Linked DNA regions of Homo sapiens: regions 2, 3, 4 and 5 are each linked to region 1. A link is a contact called in ENCODE Hi-C or POLR2A ChIA-PET data. All regions are on one chromosome and are shown on one strand. The core of a region is the stretch at or near the end of the contact, and the rest is flanking DNA. Distances in the headings are between cores, read along the strand shown. Region 1 holds the start of AIFM2 (AIF family member 2). Region 2 holds the start of SUPV3L1 (Suv3 like RNA helicase). Region 3 overlaps TACR2 (tachykinin receptor 2). Region 4 holds the start of HK1 (hexokinase 1). Region 5 holds the start of SGPL1 (sphingosine-1-phosphate lyase 1).

What was found. A loop is a pair of places that touch in the nucleus more often than their neighbours do. ChIA-PET counts read pairs that join two places held with the same protein, here RNA polymerase II (POLR2A). Pooled maps may share reads with other maps.
Region 2: a pooled map shows a loop between it and region 1 (4-fold over the local background). The contact joins the promoter of SUPV3L1 here to the promoter of AIFM2 in region 1. A Hi-C loop is called at or near these places in 1 of 168 maps with a recorded cell type or tissue (transverse colon) and 10 of 50 pooled maps. POLR2A ChIA-PET finds 5 or more read pairs at or near these places in 2 of 52 experiments (MCF 10A and activated CD8-positive, alpha-beta memory T cell).
Region 3: a loop to region 1 is called in a pooled map, with 4 times the contacts of the local background. The contact joins the enhancer-like site here to the promoter of AIFM2 in region 1. A Hi-C loop is called at or near these places in 1 of 168 maps with a recorded cell type or tissue (B cell) and 5 of 50 pooled maps. POLR2A ChIA-PET finds 5 or more read pairs at or near these places in 1 of 52 experiments (CD4-positive, alpha-beta T cell).
Region 4: a loop to region 1 is called in a pooled map, with 4 times the contacts of the local background. The contact joins the promoter of HK1 here to the promoter of AIFM2 in region 1. A Hi-C loop is called at or near these places in 2 of 168 maps with a recorded cell type or tissue (both naive thymus-derived CD4-positive, alpha-beta T cell), 3 of 37 single-sample maps with no recorded cell type and 8 of 50 pooled maps. POLR2A ChIA-PET finds 5 or more read pairs at or near these places in 1 of 52 experiments (activated CD4-positive, alpha-beta T cell).
Region 5: a pooled map shows a loop between it and region 1 (3-fold over the local background). The contact joins the promoter of SGPL1 here to the promoter of AIFM2 in region 1. A Hi-C loop is called at or near these places in 2 of 168 maps with a recorded cell type or tissue (B cell and CD4-positive, alpha-beta T cell) and 6 of 50 pooled maps. POLR2A ChIA-PET finds 5 or more read pairs at or near these places in 1 of 52 experiments (BJ).

The regions. Positions count from the first base shown.
Region 1 is chr10:70,131,375-70,134,074 of GRCh38, forward strand. It overlaps AIFM2 (AIF family member 2), which reads right to left and starts at 1,451. Exons shown (of 9, transcript NM_032797.6): 1 at 1,360-1,451. RefSeq lists an enhancer at 1,242-1,742 and silencers at 1,264-1,473, 1,306-1,625.
Region 2 is chr10:69,178,895-69,181,594 of GRCh38, forward strand. It overlaps SUPV3L1 (Suv3 like RNA helicase), which reads left to right and starts at 1,340. Exons shown (of 15, transcript NM_003171.5): 1 at 1,340-1,668. The coding sequence starts at 1,398. RefSeq lists an enhancer at 1,055-1,424.
Region 3 is chr10:69,407,553-69,410,252 of GRCh38, forward strand. TACR2 (tachykinin receptor 2) reads right to left here. Exons shown (of 5, transcript NM_001057.3): 3 at 1,370-1,523. Among named protein-coding and RNA genes, the nearest start is that of TACR2, 8.0 kb to the right of the region's middle. RefSeq lists silencers at 1,082-1,361, 1,652-1,751. Within about 2 kb of position 1,424, at least 31 of the 41 ENCODE cell types and tissues checked have a DNase peak (open chromatin) inside an H3K27ac peak, as active enhancers do; they include B cell, where a contact is called at or near this core.
Region 4 is chr10:69,317,533-69,320,232 of GRCh38, forward strand. It overlaps HK1 (hexokinase 1), which reads left to right and starts at 1,315. Exons shown (of 18, transcript NM_000188.3): 1 at 1,315-1,478. The coding sequence starts at 1,416. RefSeq lists enhancers at 329-558, 1,849-1,898 and a silencer at 869-1,548.
Region 5 is chr10:70,814,612-70,817,311 of GRCh38, forward strand. It overlaps SGPL1 (sphingosine-1-phosphate lyase 1), which reads left to right and starts at 1,337. Exons shown (of 15, transcript NM_003901.4): 1 at 1,337-1,515; 2 at 2,200-2,269. The coding sequence starts at 2,243. RefSeq lists silencers at 1,133-1,452, 1,473-1,562, 1,643-1,752.

The DNA.
Region 1 (2,700 bases), core at 201-2,700:
CGGCCTCCCTTCCTGGGACACTCCATGGCCAGCCCCTCAGGGACTACTTGAAGAACAGAACCCCCAAAAGACCAGTTTCTGAAAAGGGACTCAAAGTCTAAGGGAGGCAGCCTCCTTTTATCCCCAGGGGAGGGCAGCTCTGGGGCAGACAGGTTCATCTGGATGTCATATTCACTCCCGCACAGAAAACCTAGGCCAAGCAATTTGTCCATCCTCCTCAGAGCCAGTTTTGTGGTCCCCATGGTCTGCCCACCACCTGTACCTGGACGCTGGCTTCATTTGGCCACCAGACAAAAGTCAGGCTGGCCCTGGAGTCCACCGGCCTGCCCAGCCCATCACTTCTGGGCTAGGTAGTGCTAAGCCTGCCCAGCCCACCCTGGCTGGGGCTCAGTGCCCTCTTCTTGGTGACACACTGTGCTCCTTGGAGAACTCCTCTCTAGGTGCTGGGGTGAGGGCAGGTGTGATCTGAGATCCCGGGGCTCTCTGGCAGGTGCATGCACGCACACTGGAACCTGATACAGGCTTTTGAACACAGGTGCACAGTCCAGAAACCTGCAAGTCCCATCCCAAACTATATCTGACTCTCTGCCCTATGCCTGTCCTCCTACAGGATCATCAGCCCCCAAGAGACCTCACCACTCCCCATCCTCACCTTAAATTCCAGGGTCAAAAAGACTCTCCTTGTAGGGAAAGGTAGGGTGTGTTGATCAGGTGGTGTTGGAAGGAGAGCCCCAATATAGGCCACTAATTCAGTTCCAGGTGGACTGCACGCGTCCCATCAGAGTTAGTTTACTCACCGCTGGTCTTTGTCCCTGCAGCACCCAGGGCTTCGGGAAGGGAGAAGCAGACTTCCTAGTGCTGCACCCCCCAGCTCCCCCGAGCCTATGGGCACTGGGTTGACTCCAGTTTCTTTCCTCTTAGAGACTGAGGTTTCTCCCTTTCCTCTCACACCTGCTTCTGTCCGGACCGGCCGCTTCTACCCAGCGGACCCTCGGACGGTCCTCGCAAGATCCGGGTTACACCCGCCCCGTGTTCCCTCTTCCCCGGTTCGCCCTTCCCGGCCTAAGCCCATCTTCCTTAGGAAAACTTAGCAGGGATTTAGGGGCCAAACCAGGAGGGTGGAGTTTTCTTTGCCCTCGGCCAGGAGCACATCTCCCTGTTGCGTTTTTTGGGGGAGACAGAGAGGGGCGGGCCTGAGTCGAGTATCCCTCTCCTCGCAGCGCCACAACTGCGCGCACCGACCTCCCCACGCCAGACGCGGCGTGAGCCAGGCCTCTAATCCGCTCGCCCCTCTTCCGGGTCCCGGTCCCGCCCGGGGCGCCCGGGGTCTCGAGAGCCCGCCTGGCGGCGCGATCTCACCTGTCGGCCGCGCCCGCGCGCTCTCGCTCCGGCTCCCGCTCCCGCTCCCGCTCCCGCTTGGTCGTCTTCCCGAGTTACTGACCCGAGGCGCTCCCGGGCGGGGCGTGACTCAGCACTCGTGCTGGTCCCCGACCCCGCGGCAACGCCCCGGCCAGGCCCCGGAAACGGTCCTGGCACGCTGGGGCTGGTCTCCGAACGGCCCGCCGGACTAACCTTGACCCTGAGCGAACGGCCTTGAACTTTGAAACAAATGCTCCCATGGCCAGATGTCGCCTCTCCGGCTCCTGCCAGCACCCGCGCCCCAGTCCTGCCGAGCCATTCAGACTTGGTTTAAAGTGTCCTTTCAGCATACTTTAAAGCAAAAAAGAGAGAGAGAGAGAGAGAGAGAGAGAGAGAGAGAGAGAGAGAGAGAGAGAGAGAGAGAAGGAAGGAAGGAAAACAAGCATCCCCCTGTTCCTCTGATTTTCTCGAGGACACCTTTAAAGCCACTGGAACCTTGGAGAGTGGGGTTCCCCTCACACGTTGGGCGCACTGCCAACATCCTTCCTTCAGACATACACATAATAATTCCGCAAACCCTGTTGAGCTCCTACATTTGCCAGGCACTGTGCTAGGCGTTGGAGGGATAACTTGGAGAGAAAACTGACAAGGTTCCTGCTTTCACGGAGGCGACAGTCTGGGAAAAGACAGATATTAAACACACCACCAAAAAATACATGTATAGAGAAAACAAAAACCATGTATCACCAACTGCAGTAAGAAAGATTGGGCATGGCCAGGCACGGTGGCTCATGCCTACAGTCCCAGCACTTAGGGAGGCCAAGGCGGGAGGATCGTTTGAGCCCAGGAGTTGGAGACCAGCCTGGGCAACATAGCGAGACCTACAAAAATTAGCCGGGCTTGTTGGTGCACACCTGTAGTCCCAGCTTCTCGGGAAGCTGAGGTGGGAGGATTGCTTGAGCCCAGGAGTTTGAGGCTACAGTGAACCATGATCATTCCACTGCACTCCAGCCTAGGTGACTGTGAGATTCTGTCTCAAAAAAAAAATAATAATAATAATAATAATAAATGAAATGAAATGAAAAAATAAAAAAGAAAGACTGAGGGCAAAGGAAGGGTGCAAATACTTCTCTCCAAGGATGAGAAAGAGGTAGATTTAGGTAAAGAGGAAGGAAGTGTGGTCTGGATGTGCAAAGACCCACAGGCAGGACAATGACCTGGAAGGCAGTGTATTGCCAGCTCAAATCAGACCAAGCTAACTCAGCGAAAGATAAGCCATCTCCATCTACTTACTGCAAATATTAGCACCTACTTTAAGAGTTGTGGATAAGGGCCAGGCAC
Region 2 (2,700 bases), core at 90-2,589, 950 kb before region 1:
ATGTTTTACTTTTAAGTCTGGCAGAAATCTCCTTACCACTCTCAAATTGCTCCTTTCTTTGAACTGCCATTAGTCTATTAGAGTAATAAGTGCATTATTTAACGTGTACTGTTCTTACCACCAAAACCAGATCAGAACCTTTGAAAGCAAAGGACTGTCTCCTTGTATCCCTGATGTTTAAAAATTATTTTGTGAATCAAAGGCACGTGGCAAATTGTTACTGGAATCCTATTAGACATACAGTATTGTATATTACATAACACGTTCCTTCAAGTTGTAAGATCTTAATGATGTAAGTATAAAGAGATGTGGATGGAGATGCTAAACTTGTGAATTTTTTTTTTTTTTAGACGGAGTCTCACTCTGTTGCCCAGGCTGGAGAGCAGTGGCCCGATCTCGGCTCACTGCAACCTCTGGCACCCAGGTTCAAACGATTCTCCTGCCTCCGCCTCCCTAGTAATTGGGATTACAGGTGTGCACCACCACGCCCGGCTGATTCTTGTATTTTTAGTAGAGAGGGGATTTCACCATGTTTGCCAGGCTGGTCTCGAACTCCTGACCTCAGATGATCCACCGGCCTCGCCCTCCCTAAGTGCTGCGATTACAGGCGTGAACCACCACGCCCGGGTTAAACTTGTGAATTTAACATGTTGCAGCCTCACATGAGAACACGGTATTCAACAAATGCAATGGAACGAAACTATGGCTGGGGTACAGAGCACGTATTTTTGCCATGTGGTCACAACTATGTGGTCATAGCTGCTAGGATGATGTACGCAAACTGCTCACATTAAAGCAAAAGTACTTACGTAATACAAGGGGTTTAATAGTGCAACAATATTTCTTAGCAACATTTCTGAGGGGCATATCAAGTTATTATCGCTAACGTTATCATATCAGGAAATGACGGTTAACAATGCAAGAAACTTTTGGGAAATGCTATTTAGTGTTTGAGTCCGCAAGACATACTCGTACCCTGAGCATTCGCAGTTGCTGCTCCACCACCCATTCTCTCACTGCTCACCCACGTGCTTCTGGACACTTGCTTACCAAAGTACTAGTTTGCATCACGTGACACGACTAGCAGGCCCCCTCCGCTCATGTATGACATCCCAAAGATGCCTGATTATTTTCCCTTCTTTAGGGAAAGGTGGTCCCAATCACCAACAAAACAGAGAAAGAGAACGAGAATTATCTCTAGTGGTTTTGCCTGCTAATCTTCTTTTTCCCTGAAAGAACACCCTCACGGCACGGCGTTTTCCTTAACGGTCAGGCGTTTTCCCGGGCAGCTTACCTGCTCGGCCTGGGTCTTTCTGGACAGCAGGCGCTGGAGGTGCGCGTCACTGTCCGCCGCCGTGTCCGCGGCTGCGCCAGACAGTGTAGAACCTGCGGCCTCGATGTCCTTCTCCCGTGCCCTATTGTGGGCTCGGCTCCCGGCGGGGCGCCAGGCTGGCCACCGGGCAGCCATCTGCTCTGCCCTTCGTCCCCACTTTGGGCCCTTTCCCGGGGTTCTGGGGCAAGTTTCTGTCCTTGCCACCGCCTCCTCCTCTGCCTCCGGTGGCTCCAAAATACCAAACACGTCCTTGTTCGTGCCCCTGACTGTGAAACCTCAGGGCCCCAGCGCCGACGGCGACGTCGGGGCCGAGCTAACCCGGCCTCTGGACAAGAGTGAGTGCGGGAACTACTGAGGGCGGCAGAGGGTGGTGTCTGCTGGGCCGAGGCTGGTTGGGAGGAAGCTACATCCCCTTCCCCTGGGGATCCGAGGTCCCATCGAGTGTTGTCATCGTGCCTCTCAGTGTCTGCCTCCTTCGCTGGTGTGTGAGCCCCTCAAACGGCTTAGGACTGTATCTGATTAATTCTTAACGCCTCGTCCCAGAAGCGGCCTTTTCCCTTTTACTGCCCTGCTCTCTGAATGGTTTAGACACTCATGTGTTGGGAAGATTTGACTTTTTTGAGTTGTTAGGTGGACGCCCGCTCTTTCTTGCATTCTTTGTTTCTCTCCCACCCCCGAATGGGATGTGGCAGTGAAAAGCCAGCGGAGACTCCTTTTAGGATTCTTTATCATTGAGGAGGCGCCGACTCATACCACGCTGTTAGGCTGTGTGGTGGTTGCCAAGAGGAACCAGACTCAGATCCAGATCCCCTCTTAAGAAACGTAACGGTATCGTGGGGGAGGACACGTGTATGGAAAGTGAACTGTAATACAAGGTAGAACATGACAAGGTCTAGAACAAGGTAGGGTGTCCCCGGCTCCAGAGAGAAAAGAAGAGGTAGCATCAGTTAGTGGCAGCGGGCTTTGCTCAGCAAAACTTAAGTTTGGATGGATTCGTTGACAGAGAGGCATGTGAATGTTTTCAAGGTGAGTTTCGGGATGATTAGGGAGGTAAGGGAGTTTCCTCTGACCATATGAAACTGGGAGATTGAGGAAATGCTATCCAGAATTGTCTCCAGGAATAGGAGGAGAAATGTCTCACTTCAACAAGCGACATTGGTGCCTCCTATTGTAAATCTAAAATATAGACTACAATATGTTTTTCAGAGCAGAAGTACAGTACTTTCACTAAACATGTGATGGAACTCACAGTATATGTTATTCTTTGACATATTCTTCCAGTGTTAAGCAAGGCCTTTCACTTTACTTGGTGCTGGGAGACTGTCTTTATTTTCTGCTGTTATAACATAATACCTGAGACTGAGTAA
Region 3 (2,700 bases), core at 174-2,673, 720 kb before region 1:
TACAAAAGGTGTCTGGGACCCCTTCATTCACTGCAGCTCCCCCTCCCTGGAGAGTGGCTGAGCTCTCTCTCCTAACCCCATCCCTGGGGGAGCCCCTGTGTCAGCTATGCGTTCCCAGGACGCCCCCTCTCTGGGATCCGTATCGGCACAGCCCTTCTCTCTGTGGGCTGTAAGGTTCCAACCAGGGACCCCTGCCTCTGCCCACGGGTCAGCTCCTGGACCTCCCCCTCCTCAGAGCCTGGCCCCTGCAGGCACACTCCTGCTCCGTTTGGCAGCCCAGCATGCCAATTACAAAAGGTCTGGGGGCTCCTGGGCACCCTGATCCTCACGTAGGATCTGGGTTGAGACCCCTAGTGTGGAGCAGATGGAGGCCAGTGCTCCATGAGGGGCACCAGATGGCGCCCATGTGCAGCTATCTCCCCGAACCACCCTGTGAAAGATGCCTACTTTTGGGTGAGAAGCATGGCTTTGACCTGGCTACATGATGTGGTTAACCCATTACCTCCCCTGTTGCCTGGTAGGAAGGGGGCAAGGACAAGCTTGGACTGAAGGAGGGTGAAGGGGGTCTTGGGCACAGAGGGCTACATCAGGACCTTCGGGGGACCCTGGATGGCAGGGAGTAGGGGGACACTGCCACTTCCGGAAGAAACTGGAGACAGATTTGATGAAGCTGGACAACTATCTGGTCTCCACGACCTCCGGGGTCCGCAGTTCCAGCCTTTGAGGGCTCTCCTGTGACTGTCAGGCACCTTCTATAGTTCTGTGGGGCTTCTCAATTTCAACATTCTGATTATTCAAAAAGTCTAAGATTTTAATATTTTATCATTCTAAGATTCTTGGGGGTATCTGAATTCTACGGGGCTTTAGGAGTCCCTGACTCCCCTAACATTCTGGGAAGTTAATTTTTTTTTGTCTTTTTTTTTTCTTCCTTTTTGTGGAGAACGGGGTCTCGCTATGTTGCCCAGGCAGGTCTCGAACTCCTGGGCTCAAGCTATCCTCCCGCCTCTGCCTCCCTGAGAGCTGGGATTACAGGCGTGAGCCGCCGCGCCCGGCAAGTTTCTTTAATTTTGTATTTGGCCAAAGACCAAAGGCAAATCCGCCCGGCTGGGAGGAACGCGGTCAGGCTCTGGCCCCAGACTTCGCGCGAAGGCAGCTTCCGCAAGCTTCTCCCGGGCGCCCTCTTGCGGACCGGCCTTGAGACCGTAAGGGCGGCTCCCCAGGGCGGGGTCAGGCCCCGTCCCGCCCCCGTCCCGCCCCCGTCCCACCCCCGTCCCACCCCGTCCGGCCCCGCCCCCATGAGGCCTCGCCCCCGCCAGCCCCCCGCCCCCTCCAGGCCCCGCCCCCTCCAGGCCCCCGCCCCCGCGCCCACCTTCTTCATGGCCTGCAGGTGGCGCAGGTTGGCACCGTGCGCCTGATGTCCGGGCACTGCGCGCCTCCAGAGCGTGAGGCCGATGACGCTGTAGGCTACAAACATCACCGCGAGCGGCAGGAAGTAGATGAGGGCGATCACCACGAGGTGGTACCTGCAGGGAGAGCCGAGGCCTGGGCAGCGGAGGGCCCGGGGGCGACTCCGAAGTCTGCCAGCGCCTGGTCCTGGGACCCCGCGGGCACTGTGGAGCCGCCCCTGCGGGCCCACCCTGGGCGCCTCCCAGGGACTTGGTTTGATTTAAACAAAAATAAAGGTGGCATTGGGTAGCCTGTGTGCCAGGAGACGGCTTCCCTGCAAAAGGGACGCCAGCAGTAGCCCTGCGTCCTTCCATATCACATCCTTCCACGTGATAGACACGTGTCAAAAAAAGGAAAAGTGAATGAAACAAATTAAGAAATAATTTGTTTGCAATTTAAAATGCCATTAAGCACAAAGGAGGCAGTAAAATTATCCCACTCCCACCACTATTAACATTAACTATTAATATCTGGCATATTTTTTCCAGAATCATATGTATGAATAGTAGTCACCCCTGATGGGAGTTTCACTTTCCCGGGTTTCAGTAACCCCTCCCAACTGCGGATCCAAAATAGGGGAGGAGAGTACAACAAGATATTTTGAGAGGGAGAGACCTCATTCACAGAAGTTTAATTACAGTATATTGTTATACTTGTTCTGTTTTATTACTAGTTACTGTTAATCTCTTACTGTGCCTAATTTATAAATTAAACTTTATCATAGGTATGTTGAGGAAAAAAACAGTATATATCTATATAGAGAGAATTCAGTGCTATCTGAAGTTTCAAGCATCCACCGGGTGTCTTGGAGTGTATCCTACAGTATAGCCATATATGTATACGTATACGTATATGTATATGTATATGTATATATATATATATACATATATACATATATATATATACATATATATATATATATATATATATATATATATATATATAATCTGTATCTGTCTGGATGGATAGAATGACTGGTGTTAATAAGGCTCCATCTGCACCAACATCGCTATGGAGGCATGGGACAGTGGAAAAGCGCCATATATCACATGCTGCTGTGTCATCTGCTTATGGTTTATCAGCATTTGGCTGGGAACCTCGTTTGTGTCAGCAAATGCTCTTTCATACCACCTTTGAGGAAGTGATGCAGAGTACCATTGCGTGGCTTCCTACCCCGTCCCCAGGGAGGACACTGGGTTGTGTTGAGGCTTTTCATTTCCTTTTGGAAACAGTGTAGGCCAGGCGTGGTGGCTC
Region 4 (2,700 bases), core at 65-2,564, 810 kb before region 1:
CAAGAGCTAGGGTAGAGGTTGGGGGTTGGATCTCAGGGCACCATATGGTGCAGACTTGGTTGCAGGAAAGTGACCTATTTAGGCAGAGGGGCTCTATACAACTGGGACCACAGCAAACCCTAGAGGTGAGCACCTGCTTCAAAGACTCACAGATCCAAGCTGTGATCCTAGATCTACAACTTCCTGGCTGTATAAAGTCCAGCAAGACTGAGGCCTCACTGAGCTTCAATTTCCTTACCTGTCTAACCAGAATAGCAACAACTTGTTTGTATATTTGAGCTCATTACATGTCATTTTGTAAGGCACTAAAGCTCCTGGAGGCTTCCGGAACACAGAAATAATTAATCTAAGAATCCTAAAGTGGCTGTCCTGGTAGCACCTCTAGGGAGTCCTCCCATCCTACGTAACTTCCTCTGGGAAAGTAGAAAACACGGCACCTGGGAAGGGGCGCTGAACCGTGCCCCAAGTCCCAGTGGGCCTGGATGCCCAAGAGCAAGAGGAGGCCCAGAGGATGGGGACAGGCCACGACCTGTGGCCCAAGTCCCGCCCAGAGGGAGTGCGCCCTGAGGGAGAGCCACCGGAGCTGGTGACTCGGGGGCGGGTGCTCTGGGGTGTCGCTTTGGGTTCAGCAATACAAATCTGCCAGCTGGAGATTAGGCGGGGCACGCCGGGGAGAGGTGATGCACTGCCGCTGAAGACCCAGGTAGGCCGGTGCGTTCGGCCTGGGTGAGGAAGGCGCGGGACCCGGGTGCGAGGACTGCGTAGCGTCCCCGGCTCCCGCTTCCGCCCGCTTTCCACGCCCACTTCTGCAAGTCCCCTCCGGCACCTCGGCGTCCACCGGACTCCTAGGGGCGAGCCCTCATTTCCGAGGAATGGGACCGCCTTCGTGCCCCCGGGGCTGCCAGTCCCTAGACTAGCCCTAGGGGCTTCTCGTCCCGGCGGAGCCGGGCGGTGCCTCCTGCCTGCGCCTCGCACCTCCCCGCCTGGCACGGCCCACCCGGGCACGGCGCCGCCACGCGTGAAGGCCCGCATCGGCTCCCTACGTGGGGGACGTGCAGGATGATGCGGGGTCGGGGGGGATTTCGCTGCGTCGCCCGCCCCCTTTCCGGCGCAGGAGGGAGCGGCCGCCGCGTCCCCGCTCCCCGGCCGGGACGCCACCGCCGGGCGTTGCAGAGGCGCGCCGCAACCAATGGGCGTGGAGGAGGTGGGTCGGCTGGCGGCTGTCACCCTCCAGGGGACGGGAGCGCGGAGACCGGGAGCGCGCGAGCTGTCGCCGCGCCCCGGGCCGAGGGGGAGGAGCCGGGGGAGGAGGAGGAGGAGGAGCCGCCGAGCAGCCGCCGGAGGACCACGGCTCGCCAGGGCTGCGGAGGACCGACCGTCCCCACGCCTGCCGCCCCGCGACCCCGACCGCCAGCATGATCGCCGCGCAGCTCCTGGCCTATTACTTCACGGAGCTGAAGGATGACCAGGTCAAAAAGGTGAGCCCCCGCCCGCGCCGCCGCTGGTCCTGGCCGCAGCCTTGCGTTCCGGCATCCGCTCGCCGCCTCCGCTGCCTCCATCCTCCGGCGCCCGGCCTTCTCCGGGCCAGCATCGAGTTGGACTGCAGGGCGCAAGGAAAGCCTTCGCCTTCGATTCTACCGGCATTGTCAGTGTCTCTGTGTGTGTGCGTTTTTGGGAGGGGGGCAATCGGGCGGAAGACCCCCGAGACCGGGCTGCCTGCTGCAGTGTCCTTGAAACGGGCCCTGGATGTCAGATAGGCCCCCGGGCTGTGCGGGGAGGTGGCCGGTGGGCCCTTCCGCAGGGCCTGTTCGGGAGGGTCCGAGCGCCGTGGGAGGAGGTGTGATCATGGAGATGCTGGGGAGGTGATCGAGCAGCAGGCGGGGGTGCTGGCTGGAGGCCAGGCCTCCCATATTTGGGGTTCCTGGCGGAGGGTGTCGGGTGCCCCGGAGAAGCTGTCGCCGGGCTCTCCCAGTTGTTTGAGCTGCTCGTTAATCTGAGGACGAGGTGACCCGCCCGGCTTCCCGGAACGGGGAGGGGCGGCGAGGCCACCGGAAACTTTGCTCATAGGCCTCGTGTCTGGAGCGGCACGTCTGAATGGAATTTTTTATTCCTCTTAAGCTGTAATTTCTAGCCAGCACAGGAGCTCAAATAAGCGACTGGTCATTTGAGTTGGGTGGACGCCTGTGGCATGCTTGTTCTAGCACTTGGACGCATGCATCCTCCTGTCCTGAGGTGTTGTTGCCTTTGACATCTTAGTGTAAAATACTGTCCGCTGGCAGGTCTTAAAGGTGTATTTGTCTCTTCTGCCAGCTGTGCTACCATATTTTAAAGAAACAGCCTAAGCTGTAGGGAAAGACGCCCGTTTTATCAGTGCCAGGTCTGGTACAGGCTCCAGGCCCACCCACCCTGAACGTGGTGACGTTATTGCTGGGGTTAGCTGGGATGGACTGGCAAAGTCATCTTGACTTTGGCGTTCAGACAGGTGGAGTTCTACAGGTGAAAGGCAGGAGTGACAGGCCTTGATTTTCTGCCCGGCAAGCCATAGGGTGTTCCATCCTCTTCCTGTGCATCTAAGATGACTCCCTCATCTGGCACCATAGGAAACAGGCCTACTGAGGGCAGCGACCTTATCAAGGTCACCCAGTGAGTTAGAGGCAGAGCCAGTCAGGGGGATCCAGGTCTCCCAGTGCCTCCACCCAG
Region 5 (2,700 bases), core at 87-2,586, 680 kb after region 1:
TGGAGAATGGGAAGGCATACCTGAAACCCTAAAGCAACTCTTGATGAGTAGGCATTGGCAGGAGGCCCCAGAACATTTTCTGACCCTCAAACACTGAGAATGCATGTCTGCTGGGGAATAGTAGTGAGGGGGCTAAGGGTATGGGGGTGTTCATGCCTGAGTCAGGGGCTCTGGATGGTAGAAATGTCTGGGAGTTCTGACGGAATGGGGGTGAGGAGGCCTAAAGATAACCTGTTCATAGTCTTTCAGGGCCTTAACCATTATGGCTGGGGAAGTGGGAAGTGCCGATGGGGTATGCAGAGGAGGGCAGCTGTGATAGTACATTTCATCCTGAAAGCACTACATGTGGATAATGACGGTAGTGATGATGCCCTAATTTTAGTGTCATGGCAACATTTTCCAAGGGGATGGAATTGGGTACCCTCATTAGTGTCATTTTTGTTTGAGAGATTTCAAGAGTCTATCTAGGTGTCATTTTAAAATCTATTGAAAAAAAATCTTGAATGCAGGTCACTGACCAGTTGGTTCCATGTAACTGCACTGCCTTCTGCTACCACTAAAGCAATGTTATGACAACCTGGACAAGTCATGGGAAACCTATGTGAGACTTAGTTTTTTCTTTTTCTTTTTGGAGTTGGGGGTCTCACTATGTTGCTCAGGCTGATCTAGAGCTCCTGGGCTCAGACAACCCTCCCGCCTCAGCATCCCCAAGTGCCGGGATTACCGATGTAAGCCACTACACCCAGCTGAGACTTAGTTTTTTCATCTGGAAATGAAGGCGACCTTTGTGATCCCAGTGGGCCCTTGCACTTGTGTATAAGGTGATTCCCAGCACTGCTCATGAAAGTAGTGATGGCAGAGTAGCCTCTGCTCTCCATTTTATTTTTGGGGTGGGGGGGGGCAGTGGTGGAGGGGAGGATGAGGATGATATTTCCATTAAATAAGTTTCCTTGTTGCTTTTCTTCAGGCACCACTGACCTCGATGGAAAAATGAAGTCCCTGGCCCAGGAAAGAGACCCAACTCTGTGGCTGTTTTGGATTAGTTTGTACAATGCCCTGCAGACCTACTCTCTCAGGAGGCTCCAAGTGACCAAATGTGACAAGAAAGTTTTTTGTCCAAGGCAGTTTGGAAGAGAAGTTGGTGACCGTCGGGATACCACAGCCGCCCCAGGACGGCCTGGTTGAGACATTCACTGGAGGGTCTGGGTGCAGCCCGCTGCCTGGCCGGTAGGCGGCGCGCACAGGCCGTGGGGCCCGGGTCTGGGCGTGCGCGCGGCTGGTAGCAGCGGGGCCGCGCACGCCAGGGTCCGGGAGCCGGGCCGGTGCCCCCGGAGCCATTTCCGGGAGGGGCGAGGCCGGCGGCTGCCGGGCCTCCAATCTCGGCGGCGGCGGCGGCAACAGGGGAGCCTGGGTCTCGCGGCCTGCGAGTCCGTCGCGTGCTGAGGGAGACGCAGGAGGTGGAGCCGGCCGGGTGCTCGAGGGAAGGAGACTGGAAGCTGGTTCCGGCGTGAGGAGGTGGAGGGGCCGCCGCGGGCTCCGGGGGGCGGTGAGGGTCGGGACGGAGGCGCCGCGGGGTGAGGAGAGGACAGGGGCCGGGTGGGCCGAGGGCGGGCAGAGGCGGCGGGGCGGCTGCGGCCGGGGCGGGGGCGGGGGCGGGCTGAAGGCGTGGGCACCAGCCGCTGAGGTCCAAGCAAGTGGACGGCGGGCGGGCGCGGGGCCGCGGTGGGGCGGGTCTGGAGCCCACGCCTGCCGCGGGGTAGGCATGGGCGGCCAGGATTTGCTGGTCCTCCGACGGGAGGGGTGACAACGAGAGCGAGGCCGTGCTGATTCTGAAGGGAGTGCGGAGGAGGCAGGACCCTGGTAGCCTCGGCACCTTCAGCCCGGGTTAGGTGGCCTGGGCTGGGCTCCCCACCCCGATCGCGCGCAGACGGGGCGTTTCCCCTAGTTTCCACCTGGGTGGAATGCTTTGTGGGAGTCTGGGTCTGGATTAGTTTCATCAGCTGTGGGAGGGAAACCTAGTTGCAGCAGGATTTTGATTCGCTGGTCTGGGGTGCTAGGGGTGGACTGTGATATCTGGGAATGAAATCTGAGCCTTCAAAGGAGGGAGAGAACCATAACTTGGCTGCTCTGGCGAATCTAGGCGGGCTGGCGAGACAGTTTAAAGCTCTAGAAGTAAACAAACCTGGTTCCCTTTTACAGAGTCTGAAAAAGGGGAGCGCGGAGAGGAGGCTGGAAGAGGAAGATGCCTAGCACAGACCTTCTGATGTTGGTGAGCCTTTTGCAGACATCCTCCTGGTTCCAAGGCATTTGTCTCCGTTTTTTTAGTCCAAAGGATCCCAGTGTGTAGATTTCACCTCTGATGCTTGCTTTTGGTAGCTGAGCGTTTTGCCACCTTTTATTTTGTTTTGTTTTGTTTTGTTTTTTTGGAGACGGAGTCTCACTCTGTTGCCCAGACTGGGGTGCAGTGGCATGATCTCGGCTCACCGCCACCTCTGCCTCCTGGGTTCAAGCGATTCTCCTGCCTCAGCCTCCTGAGTAGCTGGGATTACAGGCGCACGCCACCACGCCCGGCTAATTTTTGTATTTTTAGTAGAGACGGGGTTCTCCATGTTGGCCAGGCTGGCCTTGAACTCCTGACCTGTGGTGATCCACCCGCCTTGGCCTCCCGAAGTGCTGGGATTCCAGGCGTGAGCCACCGCG